Regions from separate parts of the Mus musculus genome. Here region 2 is linked to region 1. Evidence: chromatin loops called from intact Hi-C (ENCODE). Cell type or tissue: left cerebral cortex. All regions are shown on one strand.

The links. A loop is a pair of places that touch in the nucleus more often than their neighbours do. Peaks named below come from ENCODE experiments on the same cell type or tissue, not always from the same donor. Only the 100,000 strongest peaks of a DNase experiment are listed, where the experiment ranks them.
Region 2: it touches region 1 in a loop (5-fold over the local background); 3 of 42 quality-filtered maps call a loop at or near these places.

What each region holds. Positions count from the first base shown.
Region 1 is chr13:117,598,119-117,606,118 of GRCm38, reverse strand. It overlaps Hcn1 (hyperpolarization activated cyclic nucleotide gated potassium channel 1), which reads right to left and starts at 3,799. Exons shown (of 8, transcript NM_010408.3): 1 at 3,024-3,799. The coding sequence starts at 3,415. In left cerebral cortex, a CTCF peak has its summit at 3,750 (motif pointing left); DNase peaks (open chromatin) are centred at 3,405, 3,729, 4,341, 4,833 and 6 more places; H3K4me3 peaks cover 3,953 bases; H3K27ac peaks cover 3,398 bases.
Region 2 is chr13:117,653,691-117,661,690 of GRCm38, reverse strand. It overlaps Hcn1 (hyperpolarization activated cyclic nucleotide gated potassium channel 1), which reads right to left. Exons shown (of 8, transcript NM_010408.3): 2 at 4,662-5,085. Among named protein-coding and RNA genes, the nearest start is that of Hcn1, 55 kb to the right of the region's middle. In left cerebral cortex, no CTCF peak of the experiment used is centred here; DNase peaks (open chromatin) are centred at 1,930, 2,749, 3,071 and 3,966.

The sequences.
Region 1 (8,000 bases):
ACAGCTCTTCATGTTGTAGTGACCCCCAGCCGTAAGATTATTTTCATCGCCACTTCCAAACTTAATTATGCTACTGTTATGAATCTTAACGAAAATACTTTTGGAGGCTGAGGATTGCTGATGGGCATCACTACCCACAAGTTGAGAACCACTGCCTTAAAAGGCTGGGAGAAAGGCTTAGAAAGTCATCTTGAAATGGGCACCAGAATATTAGGCACAATGTCAAAAACCATGGTATTTCCTGGAGAAAGGTAAAGTCATGCTATACTCAGCTTCATGAGAGTGAACAACAAACAGAATAAACACTCCTGGCCTCACAGATACTTATGAAAGTAACAAGCAAAGAATCCACTTTGCTCAACCCTCCAGAGCCAAAACCTTTTCATGGAAATGTATTCTCTTACATGATCCCTTCTCTGTTGGTCATTTAATGAACCTAAGCCTGATGTTCTAGTAATTTCAGCAGAACATTTCCCTTAGAGTATCTTCCTCCGGAAAGGGCTGTGATGAGCAGATCAAAAAAGGTCGCTTGAGCATTGCTTGCAGGTTTGTGAAGAAAAAAAAAAAGTTGCTGGAGTTTTGCCAGGTTTCAGTTGTGGTTTTAACAACTACATTATCTTGGCATGTCATAGGTTTTAGAAGTGCTTCCAAGTGGGTACTGTGAGTATAGAAAAAAAATGCTAATTAAACAATGTCTTCTGAACCCAAATAGGTACAGTAGGTACAGGGTGGCCATAATCTCCTTAGGAAACACATACGTACAGAAATTCTAAGTTTCAACTTTTCCAGATATATTCTATCTTAAATTTTAAGTAATAATGGCTATTTAGTTTATTGCTTCCTTTTTCCAGTTATGCAAGGGAAATCAAGTCCCCCAAATCATGCTGGGGCTTGTCTGTATATAAGCTCACTTCTTAGTCATCGGCCCTCCCTGTAAAGTGCAGGATGAGACTGAATCATCGTTTTCATTTCCCACCTATGAGCAAGATTTGCTATGTCTCTCTAGGTCTTGGGGAAATATGTAGGCTCCCTCAGTTTCACTGATCCACAGATTGGGCATACAATTCTAGATCATGAAAAGTCTCTATATATGTTAGAAAAAAACAAATGAGGAAGGTTTAATCATCTGCAACATACCACTATTTTGAAAAGCTTCATCGTTTTTCCAGGATGAACATATAAAAGTATCATTTGGAATCATTTAGTTACAGATGATACCAAGTTAAAAAAAAAAAAGTTTAAGCACCTTTGTGAACATTATCACTGAATGTCATAGTTTTAATGTCATTCTAGTTTTTTGTTATTAAGATTGTCGACTATTTTTTGAAATTGTCTTTTTTTAAAAATATATAAAGTATAATTTACATTACATTTCCATGCAGGAATCAAAAAAGAGATGATATTCAAACTCTATTCCGATTCCCACTTTTGAAATTCTATAGCATGTAACAACCCTAATTTGCCGTAGACAGAGCAAGATCATCTATGAGTTTGCTTCCACGAGTATCTTCTTCACGGAGGAAACACGTTGTATTACTTGGGAAGCTGTTTTAGCCTGAACATTCTTTCAATCAGACTCAGTTGCAGACAATAAATGGTATTAGCTAGTGTAAGTACTTCAGTAAGGTTTTCCTATGTGTTTTTCCAAATAAGCATTTTTAAATTAAATCTTTCCTAAAATCTATCCACTCTGTGACAAGGAATAGAGACTGCTGATTTTTGAGACGATAAATACCTCAGGGAAGATGGACAGTCTTCTACTCAAGCTTTGTTGGGCTATATTCCACAGTTAGGTTGATTCAGAACTGTGGACAGCTCCCTCCCTTGCATGCTGGTAAGGGCAATTTCGGTTAGTTTCTAAACGCTACTGGAAGTAATGTTGTTTTTTATTATTGCTATGTTTGCTGGCAGTTTACCGGAAGCCTATGCATCCACTCAGTGTGCACATAGACCCCTTTCGTTGTTGTTGTTTATTTTATTGTTGTTGCTGCTGCTGCTGTCGCTTTCCCTAGTTGGAACGAATGAAATAAACAAGTGAATATCACCTCTAGTTACTAGTTTGGGATTTTTAGAAGGAAGCTCTGCCTGTGTTCAGGAGCGTGTCGCAGTAATAAGAGGATCTGCTTCACGACCTTCATTTGTCAGTCTCTAAACATGCTTATTAACCAAATGAATACTCGAGCCACAAATAAGATCAGGAAACTCATATTAATTTTCTCCTGCTGACAGCTCTGCTGCCCTTCTTCCCAGGCTGGGAAACTGGAAAGACATTTCTGAAATGGATTTGTAGTCAAGGTCAAGAGCGGGTGTCGCTCTATTTCAGGAAGGGGACTTTGAAAACGACCCCCCTGCCTCTGTTTCGGGAACTCAAGGCTTCCAGTCAAGTTCTTGCCCAGTGGGGCAGCGCCCGCTCCGCTAAAATCTCAAGTCAGAGACTGACTACCCAAGCGCAAGTGCCCTTCCTGTGCCTGCCAGCCACTGATCTGGAGAAATTCAGTGGTGACAGGGGTGCCTATAAGCATAAGAACAACAGATTAACACTCCCAGGGGCGAGAGTGGCAGGAACAGCTAGGACCTGTGAGTCACTGTCTCCAGTTTCCTCATCTCCGGGATCCCAGAAGCATCTTTTTTCATTTCTTTGGGGAACTGCTCTTAGCAAGGATACCTGTCTCGTCCTAACATTACCAAACTAAAAGTTTCCCTAGTGCAACTTAACAACCTCCCGTCCACGGGTCACGGTGGCCTTCTTCCCTCCTCTGCTGTCCCCAAAGTTCACCAGGCAAAGGAGAAGAGCCTCCCTGGCGCTCCGGGGAGAAGAAACTCCCTACCCTAAACCTGTCGTCGGTGGAAACTAGTTGGAAGAGTGGAGTATGGCCAGTCTAAGTAGAAGCCTCCAGCATCGCCGCCCCGCCTGCCCCGCACCCCCACTGTGAATCCCCGGGGCGCACCTTCCCAGAGGCAGGATAGGATGCTGGAAGGCGCGTCAGGGGGAGCAGGGTGGGGCGGCTCCAGGGAGTCCTCACCTGAAGTCACTGTACGGATGGATAATCCAGAAGCCTGCAGTTTTAACCCTTTCCTGCTCCTTCTCCACCGCCTTCTGGCTCCCAAACATGCGGAGGGAGAATTTGTTGACCCCAGGCTGCAGCATGGAGGTGAACTGCCTCTGCATGAAACCATACTGCCGCCGGGGCCCCTCGGCATCCTCGAAGCTGCCCGCCGGCTCCTCTCCTCCGCCGCCGTCCACCTTGAAGCACACGGAGTTGCCATGTTCCTTCCCGGCCGCGCCGCCCCCCGGCGGGGTCCCCAGGCGCTTGTCGGCCGCCACCGGCCCCGTCGCGGGCGCCTTGGAGGGGAAGACGCTGTTGCCATCGTCGCGGCTGTTGGACGCGGAGTTGGGTTTGCCGCCGCCTTCCATGCCCGGAGGACGCGACCGGCGACGGCGCGGGCTCCAGACTCGCCGGGGGCTCGAAGCCAAGGAGCAGGGGCCGGAGCCGGCTGCCCGTCGCGGCGGCAGCGGCGGCGGCGGCTACTGCTTCCCGCCCGCCCGCTGCTCCGCTGCGCGCCTGGCTCCCGCCGCCGCCGCTGCCCTCAGTGGCTGCGCTGCCGGCTCTGCCGCGCTCCGGGCTCCGCCGCGCCTGGTACTGAGGCTGAGGCTGAGGCTGCGGGCGCGGGGCGAGGCTCCTCCGCTCGGCACCCGCGCGCCAGCGCCGCCCCTCGGCTGCCCCCTGCTGGCCGCAGACCGCCTCTACCCGCGCGCGCCCCGCCGCTCGCCTGTGCCACTTCTGCCCAGCGTGACATTGAACTCCTGAGCCCGCCCCGGACGCGTATTTGTACGTTTGGAGGGAGGCTCTCTGGATGTGGGTTTGCAAAAGTGGGAGGGCAGAAAAGGGAAGGAGGGGGAGGAAAAGGGGAGGAGGGAAACGACAGAGGGAAGGAGAGATGGAAGGAGGGAGGCAGGGGGGGAGAAGGGAAAGACAGACAGACAGACAGACAGACAGACAGAGACTGAGAGAGAGCTGAACTAGCAAATTGCGTTAATTCAGAACAAAACTCCACCTAAAACACCAGAGACACTGAACGCCTGTTGGAATGATGTTACAAATAGAGAAAGGGGGTCAGGTTAATTCTGCACACTATCAATCCACTTGTAAAGCTAGGTGAAGATAAAATCAAGGAGACACGCTGAAAAAGGCATGTCGTGGAAAAGAGGGAGAGAGGGACAGAAGAGAGAAGCAAGAAGACAAGAGGGAAAAATGAAAGATGGGGGCGGGGAGGGGCACACAACTAGCAAATAGATCTTTGTAGCCCTGGATAATCAGCTGCCTGGAGCTTTTCAGATTAAGGATCTGTACCTAGGGACAGACAACTGACCTCCTTCTACTTATCCTGTTTATTCTCACACAGCTCCTTAAACGGGAATGGGGTTCCTTCCTAGGAAGGCCACTAACATCAACACACATGTGAGCAAATTTATTGGCCAGTCCTGCTGGAAAGAAAAGAAAAAAATGTGTAAGAGATAAGTGGCCTAAGATGACCTTCCTTTTAAGATAAGTTATACAATCAATAACCACACAGAGAGATAAATATGCCGCACTGTGTTCAGCAACACCAGGCTCAGAGGTCGAGATAACTTGGAATCCAGTCAGGATGCCATGAAGTATTCTCTGGTGAAGTTGACCACGTGCGACTGATGCTGAGGACAGCGATCTCAGATTTCTCTTGTTCCCTTGGTGTCTCCCCAACCCACTGGATTAGCTAATGGAAGCAAAATGTGCTGCCAAAGTTACCATTCACTCAGCAGGGCATCTTGGAAGTCTGAAGAGTTTCGAGACTATAAGCAGCCCAGAACATCTGTTCAAGATACCAGCAAGCATTACCTCCATGCCCACAGCCTCTTCAAAGCCAAGCTCACCCAGCCAAGACATAGATAGATCCTCTGATTTACTGTTTGCTAAGGTCGCATGGGAGAGAAGAGACACTTCGGGAAGAGATTCTTTGTCAGAGTGCCAACCTGTGGCACAAGATGAAAAAAAAAAACAGGTGAGGCCAATCACTTTGGGTTTTGTTCTGTTTTGTACTCGGGGAAAACCTGAAATCTGTGATGAAGCCAAGAAACAAGAGAAGCAAGAACAAGAAAGTTCATGAGTTTTCAGAGAAGCCAAGGAAGGAATAGAGAACAGTAGGTCACACAGTATCTGCTTTCAGCCAATCCAAACACACTCTCACAAAATAAATTTATATGGTCAAAATGTTATGATCAGTGATAGGGAAATAGTGGTATAGCATTCTGATCTAGCAGCATAGTGACCTTGGAAACCACAGGTCAGAGGATGATATTCGATGGCAGAGGCAGAGATAACAAGGATGAACAAAACCAAACGCCCTCAAATGGTACAGTATTCAGTCCCACTTTTTAATCATTAAACTGAAAACATTTCTCTACTTTTTCCCATTCTGTATGCCTCCTGATTACCTCTATTTTCAGTGTGAAAATGTATATTTTAACATAAATTTTAAGTTTTATAATAATGTAAAAAAGGACCACCTAGGATGTAATGCTGTCTTGATAAGTTATTCATTCATTCATTCATTCATTCATTCATTTAACAAACCCTTGTCTTTGTTCTATTTCAACTTGTTCGTGATCATGAACAGGCAGTTACTTCAGTAAACTTTCCCTGAGTGTCACTGTCTGTGCTCAGTATGACAGAACTGCTGATGAAAACAAAATCTTATAATGGAACTTGAAGCACAGCTCAAAAGGAGCAGAAGCCATTTGCTGCTCCGAGTACAACTTCAACAGTGTATTTTATACATTATAATTATTAAAACATACATTTTAAACTGATGATGTGTGTGTTACATCAGTCTATACGAACTTAACACCAATATACAAAGTCAGTCTGTTGGTTTCACACAAGTGGTGCTGATCTACAGCTGTTTAGAATGTAGGCCCCTTGCGAAAAGCTTCCTTGGGGAGACATAAAACTTGAAAGACTGGGGTAGAATAAACACAGTGAAAGAATGAGAATAATGAGAGCACAAGAAACAAAGTGAGACATAAAGTTCTGAAACCATAGGAATCTCTTGACAGGTTTCTGTCGCAAACACTCTTGAGCTGAAATCCATTAAGCTAACTGTGGTTCTTAAAGTCGCCTTGGAGGGGGGGATTAGAATTATGCTGACTCTGCCGTACATTATCTGTGAAGTGTCTTCTTATACTTCGAAAGAACTTGATATCTGAGGACCTATCGGAGATTATCAATGATGAGTTTATTTCAGGAGAGTCTGCCATTGGTTGTAATGACTGGTGTTCTGTGTGTATTAGTATTGTAAGGCTTTTAAAAACCTCCCCTGTCTCCTTTAATACTCTGCTTAAGATCAAATTGCAGACAGCAGCAGAAGATTAATATGAATCTAAAATAAAATCTCCATGCAGCCGACTCAAGCACATGTGAAATGAAACAAAAAGATAGATGGGTGAGTTGAAATCTGATGACTTCTTAGAAAATTCTGAGAGGAACTTGGAGGTCTATGGGCTTGTTAGCAGGATGCAGACAAATGCTGAAACACACAGGCACATCTGAAGACATGTCAGAACTTTGCTGGAGAAAGCGGTGGCAAAGAAGCTGTGCCTTAGACAAATTGGATTGTCTGGCTGGAAAGCATCTGCCAACATCACCCTTAATGCGAGGCACTGGAGGATGGAAGAACAAGACACCCATCTCAGCATGTCTGTCACATAGGCTAGGATAAGTTGATTCTCTTGTCTCCCTGAAAACTCAAAAGAATCAAGTAGATAGCCATAGCAAATAGCATATATCTGAAAGTTCATATACATTGTACATGATAAAAAGAATTTCAGTGCTTCTCCTAAGCATCACTAAGAATAATCATTCCTTTCATAACCAAAAATACATGTGAAAACATTCACTAATAAACAAGAACAACATGAGATACACAATATTTTTAAAAACAAAAAGCTAAACTTTACCCAAAAGCAAGCCATAAACTGTAATTAAATAAATGAAAACATAGCTCAAATCCTTAATATTATAAGTGTGATGATTCTTTCCAAATTTGTCAAATTGGACTGTGATTCCTCCCACTCCTATCCCCCGGAAGTCAAACCTGCCAAAATATTTTTAAGGATAATTTTAAAAGGTTCTTACGAAATAATCATGTGTTACAGATATAGAGACATGAATCAAGGGGTAAAATGTTTGCTGTGCAAATAGGAAGACAGGAGTATATAGAGTATGGTGGTGCATTGCTTTAATCCCAACACTCAAGAGAGAGACGCACATGGGTCACTGGGTGTTACAGGCCAGGCTAGTCCACATAGCAAGTTCCAGGACAGGCAGGGCTACACAAAGAAACCCTGTCTCTAAAAACCAGAGAGAGATGGAGAGGCCAGGAGTGCTCGAAGAATGATTAAGTAAAAAATTGAGGAAGAAACAAAGTGAAATGTAGTATCATGCTGTACCTTAAAGTAATGTTATATAGTATATGAAGTAAACAGTGAAGCTAAAGTAGGTAAGAAGAGAAAATATTGATTGCTATCATCAACCTCCTGTTGAAACTCAGCAAACCATAATTTAAAATAAAAATAATAGGAAATGTTAAAATATTTCATAAAAACAATTACACCTTCGAATATTAATTTATATAAACATGGATCTCATGCAAAGAAAAATTCTTACATGTGTAAGGAATAGTGCCATTTCTACGTTATATCTTATATAAAGTTAAAAGAATTTTATATGCACAAAAGACTATATATATTTAATATTTTCTATACTAATAAATATTTAAAGTTTTTTGGCCATTCGTGCTTTTATAAACAACTTTACAATCTGTATTATTTTCAATGCCACTGTGTACATATTAATATATAATCTAGATTTAAAAAATATTGAAAGTAAAGAGCATTACTAAATCACAGTAATATGTATATTTACTTTTGATAGTAACTGTTAACACACTCTCTAAAACATGTT
Region 2 (8,000 bases), 56 kb before region 1:
TAATCTAGTATTGACTGTTATAACTGAGCACATACAGGTAAAATACATTCTATAACTTTGAATTGATTTTTAAAGGGCAGATGGGGAGTGGTTTTTCAATTTGAAGTGTTCCACCTGAAAAATTATAGCAGTGGGAAAAACCATTCCTTTCAAGTATAGTAAAACTAAAATTAAGCAAATGTTAGCAATACAATAAGCGACAATGGTGACTTGAGTCAGTGTGCTGAAGAGCCTTGAAGGCACAAGAGTGAAAGCAGATTAGACATGACGGGTAACAGCAAGTCTCTCTATGTTCTAGGCTGAGGAAATTCTAGGCCAACATTTCATTTGCTTATGACAAGACTTGAAGTTTTATGTGTTTTCTAAAAACAGAAGTGCTTAAAATATATTGAAAATTTTTAATAGGCAGATAATTTATAGCAAGAGTTAGGTTTTAATCGGTACCAAATAACATGCTAAAATTAAACAAAATTCGAAATCAAATTTTGCCTTAGCTCCCTTTAAGACTGTCTTGTTAACCATTCTGTGCTTCTGTCCATAATTGGTAGATAAATCTCTCTATGTGATCCAACACCACAATCTAGTATTGACTAGTAGAAAAACATCATAACATGCTAAATTTATCCTTCTGCAACTGCTCTATCTAAAATGTTCATAGCTACAAGCCTCCCTTCCTGCCTCAGAGTGCATTTACTTCATTGTAATATGCCCAAAATCCTCACTAGAGAAGCAGGGGAGATAGGAAATGAGGAATAAATAAAGTGTGATGTATACCAGAGAGTTGTGGTTACTAAATAATCATGCATTGAACTACATCTTTTACATCACTCATGAAGGAATGCCCAGCTTAGTTGGGACACTTAAGCCTACAGTCTATAAGAGAAAGTATTTTTCATCAAATGTTATTTGTCATTCAGTTATTTCTATGTTGGGGTTTTACTACACTGCTAAGGCTGGCCTGTAACTCATGGTTTCCTCCTGTCTTAATATCCCAAGTAGCTCTGGGATTGCAGTCCCACTACATAGTAACCATAATCAAGGTGATGTTTATACTTTCAACTAATATTGTATAAGACTGTAAAAAGGTTCAAGGGCCATCTCCCTTTGACAAAAAGACTGAGGTCAACAGACAGGTCACTTGAGGTTTTGAGAACCCTTTACTTTTATACAGTGAATAATCCCCAGTTTGCTAAGCTTTTAATCTGGTCTTTATCTCTTTAGAGGTTTGTGATCGTCACAAATTGTTAATAATGCTCCATTTAATTTTCAAGGATTTCCTCACCATATGTGTCTTTTTGGAGGGTCATATAGAATTGTTTTCCCTGTATTAGATTATAAAACATAGATCAGACCTGGAGGTCTGGCATACTTGAAATGAGAAAAGTGATGTCACTTAATTAAAAGAATGAGTTTTCAAAACAAAAATAAAAGAACCCATTTATGTTATGCTAATTATTGAAATTTTATACCCAATGGAAAGATTATACTAAGGGAAAATTTTCTAGGCTAATTTACCTAAATTTCTTCAGATTTTCATATCACCAGACAACATATAACAAAACTTTAACCTAGTTTCAATGAGCTTGGTGTTTACACCATAAATCATTGAACTTACAAATTGACTTAAGAGTGTAACTTCACCCTTTATACATTAATCCCAGGACATTTCATAAATTGATGATCCCCACCAAACATTTCCTTTTACACATTTACCTGTAGCACTGTTGGACCATAGGGAGTAAATTTTAAACTTCCTGCATCTCATTCATAAGATTTCTCTAATTTATCTAGTTTCGGAACATCTTGTATTTTAGTTGAACTAATCCAGGCTGTGGGTGGAAAAACTGCATCTCTAAAGCTGAACGCTGTTCCCTATAGCAGGCAGCTGCTTTCATTGCGAATGATTCATTTAGAACAGTGGCAGCTTCCAGACTTCACACGCGACTTCCCCAAGTATGCTGAATTTAGCATGAGCCAGCCTGGTACTAAAACGCTCGAGCTCAAAGACATGTGGGTGAACTCTTATCTTCCTCTGCAGTCTTAATCCAACAGCTCATACAGCTACTTCTAATGATTAACTTGTATTTCTACTTGTAAATGCATCCTGATGGCATTTATAAGAGTCAAGTGGAGATGTGCCAATTTGGGAGCCATTCAAGGGTTCTTTTGTTTGTTTGTCTTTTGGTTTTGGTTTTGGGGTGTGTGTGTGTGTGTGTGTGTGTGTGTGTGTGTGTGTATAAGAGAGAGACAGAGACAGAGACAGAGACAGAGACAGACAGGGAGACAGAGAGATTATGTTTTAAATTTGTAGGTGGAATAAATGAATTTATATTAAATTATCTAGTGTGATTTCATTTCTTAGTCTTCAGCAAGAATATTGCTAGCAGTCATTAAACATTCATGATATATATTATTATATGGGTGTATCATATAACCAAGAAAACATTCTTCAGCTAAATGAGCTTCTGATTCATTTATTACCAAGGTCATTTATTTATAAGAAAGATCTTGCCAACTCACAACGCTGCCCTGAATGTGTGTGGTTAGCAAATCTCTCTAAGTGCATATTAAATTGCATTTCACAATGATGATGTCAGACAGCTGATGTTTCTGAATGATATCACGGGCACCTTTAAAAATCCTGTCGTGCTGAGCAGATCTAGGTACTGGTGACCATGCCGGGAACAGAAAATATCGGTGTTAAAGAGTGTCCTCTCTGACCACATGCTCTGTCACTTTATCTGATCGGACGCCATCTGCTCATCCGGCTGCCATTCTCTGGGATAACTGGGCTAAAGCCGAAAGCCATTAAAAATAGTCACACTGTCTCTTGTATTTTTAATTGACCGGGCAGCTCTATCCATGACTTTTCTCTCACTGACTGTTCGTCAAAATGGTATTGTGGCCTTGCTTTAAGAGTTAATGTTTGGTTCAAAGATGTCACGATGAGCACTTGCTCCGGGAAGAAAATCACCATTTAGCTCCTTAGACAAGCTGTCAAATGGTGAGCTTAGTGTGTACAGAAGCACAAGCCACAGTGAGAACTGCACAGTTTTACAGGTTAACAACATGGCTCTGGAGTCAGATTGCCAAGACAGGAATACCACCACCACCACCACCACCACAACCACCATCACCACCACCCCCTGCCAGCTCCACCTCTTGCCAGCCGCTTACACCTGGTAAGGAACCATAACGTGTTTCACCGTCGTCATCTGATAACAGCAATAGACTCTATCTCCTCAGCTTTTAGAGAAGATTCAGGGAGTTCATTTGCACAACAGATCAAAAACTGCTCATCAGTTAAGTCAAGGCCCCCAATAGAAATTGGGGGTATTATCAAAAATCATCTTGGACTGGTATTTTGAGATTCGTGAAAGGGCTTCGAGAAGTGAATATTGATTTTCATTTCTATGTGCGCGCGCTATGCAGAAAGGTTACAAGTGCATCCAGTTTCTCCTGTAGACTTCATTTTTTAATATATTCCAGTTTCATATTTTAAGAATGATCCATGTTGTGGCTTTCATCAGTGTTGTGTGCAGGGTTTTATTACTGTGTGTCATTTCCTAAAATCCTGTGAACCAAAATGTCGTTGACAAGCCTCCACAAAAACATTCCTACAGCTGCCCAGAAAGCAAACAAAACTTCCATTTTACGGATTCTACAAAATATAAACCAGCATTTCTGTAGGAGTAAACCAATAATCTAGAATCAGTGGAGTGCTTTCATTAGTGCTCCATTGAGTACTCTGGAGGTCTTTTGACTTTCATTCTTATGCAGACAATCAAATCCAGTTTATAATTAATACAAAGGGCTGTGCTTATGAAGGAAAAAAAGCCAAAAAAAAGAAAGAAAAAAAAAAGAAAAGAAAAAGTAAATATACTAGCTGTGGAAAGAGGTACTCATTTGCTTGATGGTGGTATATTTAACTCCGGCCTTTGGAAACTTGAGTTGGCAGGGCTCTTTCACCATTCCACCCACTGTCTAAGAACAGCAGATGCCCTATTCAGCAGCAACGAGGTCTGACTGGCTAGAATCATTGGAATGATTCCTTTGTGTTTCCTAGTTAGTTATTTCCTTCCTACATATTCTGTGTTTTCACTATTATGAAATGAACTAATTGGGAGAAAAATCTAATAAAACTGTAGGGAGACAAAACAATGAACAAATTTAGTATGCTGAATTCAAACCTAAATTTATAGAATTTAGAGATAACCAAGAGGACAATATATTTTCCTCAAACGTAAAGTCACTGAAATCCCAATATTGTTAGAAACATATTTTAGCATCTTTTATACATGATAATATAGTAGATTACCAATAATACCCTATAGATCTTTATCAAAGATATATATGACATATTTTTCTTAAACAGAATCTTCTAAGGCATAAGAAAAGTCACAGTGACTAGAATAACAATATGTCAGTTAAAGTGTATTTGCATAAAATATAGTCAATAGAATGTTTGATAATTATTCTCAGTTGGCTCAAATGATTCAGAGATATAAAAAAATCACTTAAATATCAGAATGGAGAACTCTGCAAATTATTTGTTCTTAAATTTCATGCAGTTCATGAAACATAGAACATACACACTCAAATAGTCGTCATGGAAGATCCCATGATAGAGTGACGTCAAGACAGAAAAACATGCAGCTTACCTCTTCCCACTGGTGTATGTATCTGATTAACCTTGAAAGGCGTAATAACCGCAAGAGACTGAGAATTTTTGTAAACCTCACGATACGAAGTGCTCTGGCTGTCTTGTAAACTTCTGAGTCCATCCCTTTCTCTACAATGAGAAAGATATAATCCACCGGGATCGATGAGATGAAGTCCACCACAAACCAGCTTTTTAAATAATTCATCTTGATCACTTTAGGGTCCAGGATGATTTCCGAGCTGTCTTCATTGACAGTCCCAGTCCTAAAATTCATGATTAAGTCCAACAGGAAAACAGTATCGGATGCCACGTTGAAAATAATCCACGGTGTTGTCGTCTGCTCTGTGAAGAACGTGATTCCAACTGGTATGATGACCAAATTTCCAACCATCATTATAAGCATGATTAAATCCCAATAAAACCTACAAGGAATAAGAACAAGTTGCAATTTAGGATGTAGAAAGTAATCAGCCATTTTCCATTTAGAAAACAATAATTGAAGACATATAGAAAAATGTAGGTGAGGAGAACAAACAAATGTTGTTTTCAAACATTTTTTTCAATAACTGAATATTTATTAGGCAGAAAAAAATAGTATATTACTAAGGCAAGTTTTTATGATAAATGTTCTAAAATTAATTGTTACAATTCATTATGCAAGTAAAAAGTAAAAGAGAAAATCTAATAGGGAGCTAAAAATAATTAGCCTATAAGAAGCTAGATATAAGTAGAATTTTAAAAAAATAAAAAATAAATACAAGTATACAAGTTCTACCTTAAAACCTTGTTTTTGTTACAACTGTTAGTAGGCACTTTGAAATACTTTGTATGTCAATTTAGCGATCACAGAAAGGATTAAGGAATAACACAGAGAGTATTCTAAGAATTTCCTTGATAATAATCTCTAAGACACCAATTTAGTCAAGTATAGATTCAAAACTTGATTGCATAATCCAAATGTTATGTTTGCCTTTGATCCAAATAAAGACTAACTTGGGACTGAGATTGAAAATAGTCAGTCTCTTCCCAGTTTGAAGCATGAACCATTTTTTCATTAATTTATTTATTTGTTCACTTTAGATCCTGATCACAGCCCCCCCCCACCCTCCTCTACTCCCAGTCTCATCTTAAAAGCCCCTCCCATAATATCCCCTCATCTCCTCAGAGAAGGGAAATTTCAACCTTATGCCATTTCATTGAACATCTTTGCAAAATATATTGTACTGTCTTTCAAAATAAGTTTTGAGTTTCAGACACTTTTGAAAATGGATGTAATTACTACTGCTAATTTGAAAATTTCTACCCCAACCTGGAAGTTTACTCTCAGTGGGTAAATAGGGCTTAAGGTGTTAGAAAGACCATGAGAAATGACTGAGGGATTATATAGGTCATTTTAGACTCTAGGCATGCTTTGAGGGACTATTTATAATAGGTTAATTGAGGTGTAAAAATACTCTCACTGTGACCATTCCCTGGACTAGATGCTGGACCAAATGAAAAGGAGGGAGACTGAGTATTCATTGTCCTGTGCATCCTGAGTGTAGGTATAATGTGATCAGCAGCCTCTGGGCCACCACGACTTTCTCACCATGATAGACAATGCTCTCAAACTGTGAACCAAAATAAAACCTTTCTCCTTACATTGTTCTCATTTTTATATTTTTATCTGGCAACAGGGAACATAAATAATATTCAACCTTAAAATTGGAGGATAAATGGGAGTTTTATTTCAAGTGTACAAAGCTTATATTAATGAGAAATTAATAAAATGTTACTTCTCTTAGTCCACTGGCACCACAATTAACTCGTTAAATAATAGACTATTTATAGATGTCAAGGATATATGTTCTTATTGAAGGAAAAATAACTAGTCACCTAAAACAACTATATAATCACAAAACAATCTCTACAAAGAAGACACTGTTTTCCAGTGGTAGGCATTTTCTTATGGCAAGTTTACAGTCCTAATAACATTAACTTTTACAGTTGGCAGACGTTTCAGTTAACCAGGATAATTTGTTTTGCATTTGTGCTGATTAGTTTTCTTGTCATCTGGGATGAGGAATACTCAACTGAGAAAATGCCCTCATCACACTGGCCTGAAGGCAAGTAGGTGGGACACTTTCTTGATTAATGATGGATAGGGGAGGGCAAAGCTGACTTTGGGTGGCACAGTCCCTCCAGAGTTGATCCTGGGTTTCATAAAAAAAACAAGCTGAGCGTGGCATGGGAAGCAAGTCAGAAACCAGCTTTCCTCACTAGTTCTACTTCACTTCCTGATATGAATTCTGGTTCTGATAATCCTTCACAATGGACTGTAAGCTGCAAGATGAAATAAACCATTGCCTCCCATAAATTGTTTTTGGCCAGTGTTTTATCACGGTGGTGGCAAATAGAACAGAAATCTTTATCAGAGAATGTGCAAATTTTGTGACAGACAGAATCATGTTGTTTTGGGAGGAATGTGGAAGTGTTTTGGTTTGTAAACCATTGAGTGCTTACAGTTTAATGCGCTGTTTGGCGGAAGCATGGAAGATAGGTATGCAGAGATAACGGCCAAACATGAAAGCCTGAACTGTGAAGGCTGGTAGAGAGGTATGAGACTCCCTCAAAGACTATCGGGGCTATTCATGTGATACTTTGAATTAAGACTTTGTCATTTCTGGTCAGCTTGGGCTGAAGAATCAGGTGTAATTAACAATAAAAAGTACCTATTACTTAGATAGTAGATGCTGGTTGTCTGGGACTAAAAGCTGTGCTGTGACTAACAAGAAACCAGCATCTTCAAAGTAAAATCTTTCTGGGAGTGTTTCCTTGGTAAGCGCAGAGCAAGGCCCAGGGTACTCATGGCTGTACCTCAAGCTGGCAGCTGAATTCACTAATATATGAGTCTTCCAGGGGTTAGTAGGTTTCATTCCATGAATCCTGAAGAATTGAAAGGACCATGGAGGGAAGCTAGGCTTCCCACCAAAGAACAAAGTTAGAGTTCCTGAAACATGCCCAGGAGGTGCTACTGGGGGAGGCACAGCCTCAATTGCAGTGCAGAGCCCAGGAGTTTTAAGATCCTAGGACTGTTGGATGATCAGGGGTCATAGTGCCTGCTGTGAAACAGAGCTGGTTAGAGTCTACAAGATAAGCTGCATATACTGTGGGTTTCAGAGCTGGCGTTCCCCCAGCCCTTTTGGAACACAGAAGATTGTGATTCCAACATGCCACGCACTGAGCTACTGCATATTGCTGATCCTTTGATTCGGGTGCAACTGTGTCTGGATTTCTCCTCCTTAGAGTAAGGAAGTGCTTAATATGGCCTTTAAAGCTATTTTTACATTGTGATATT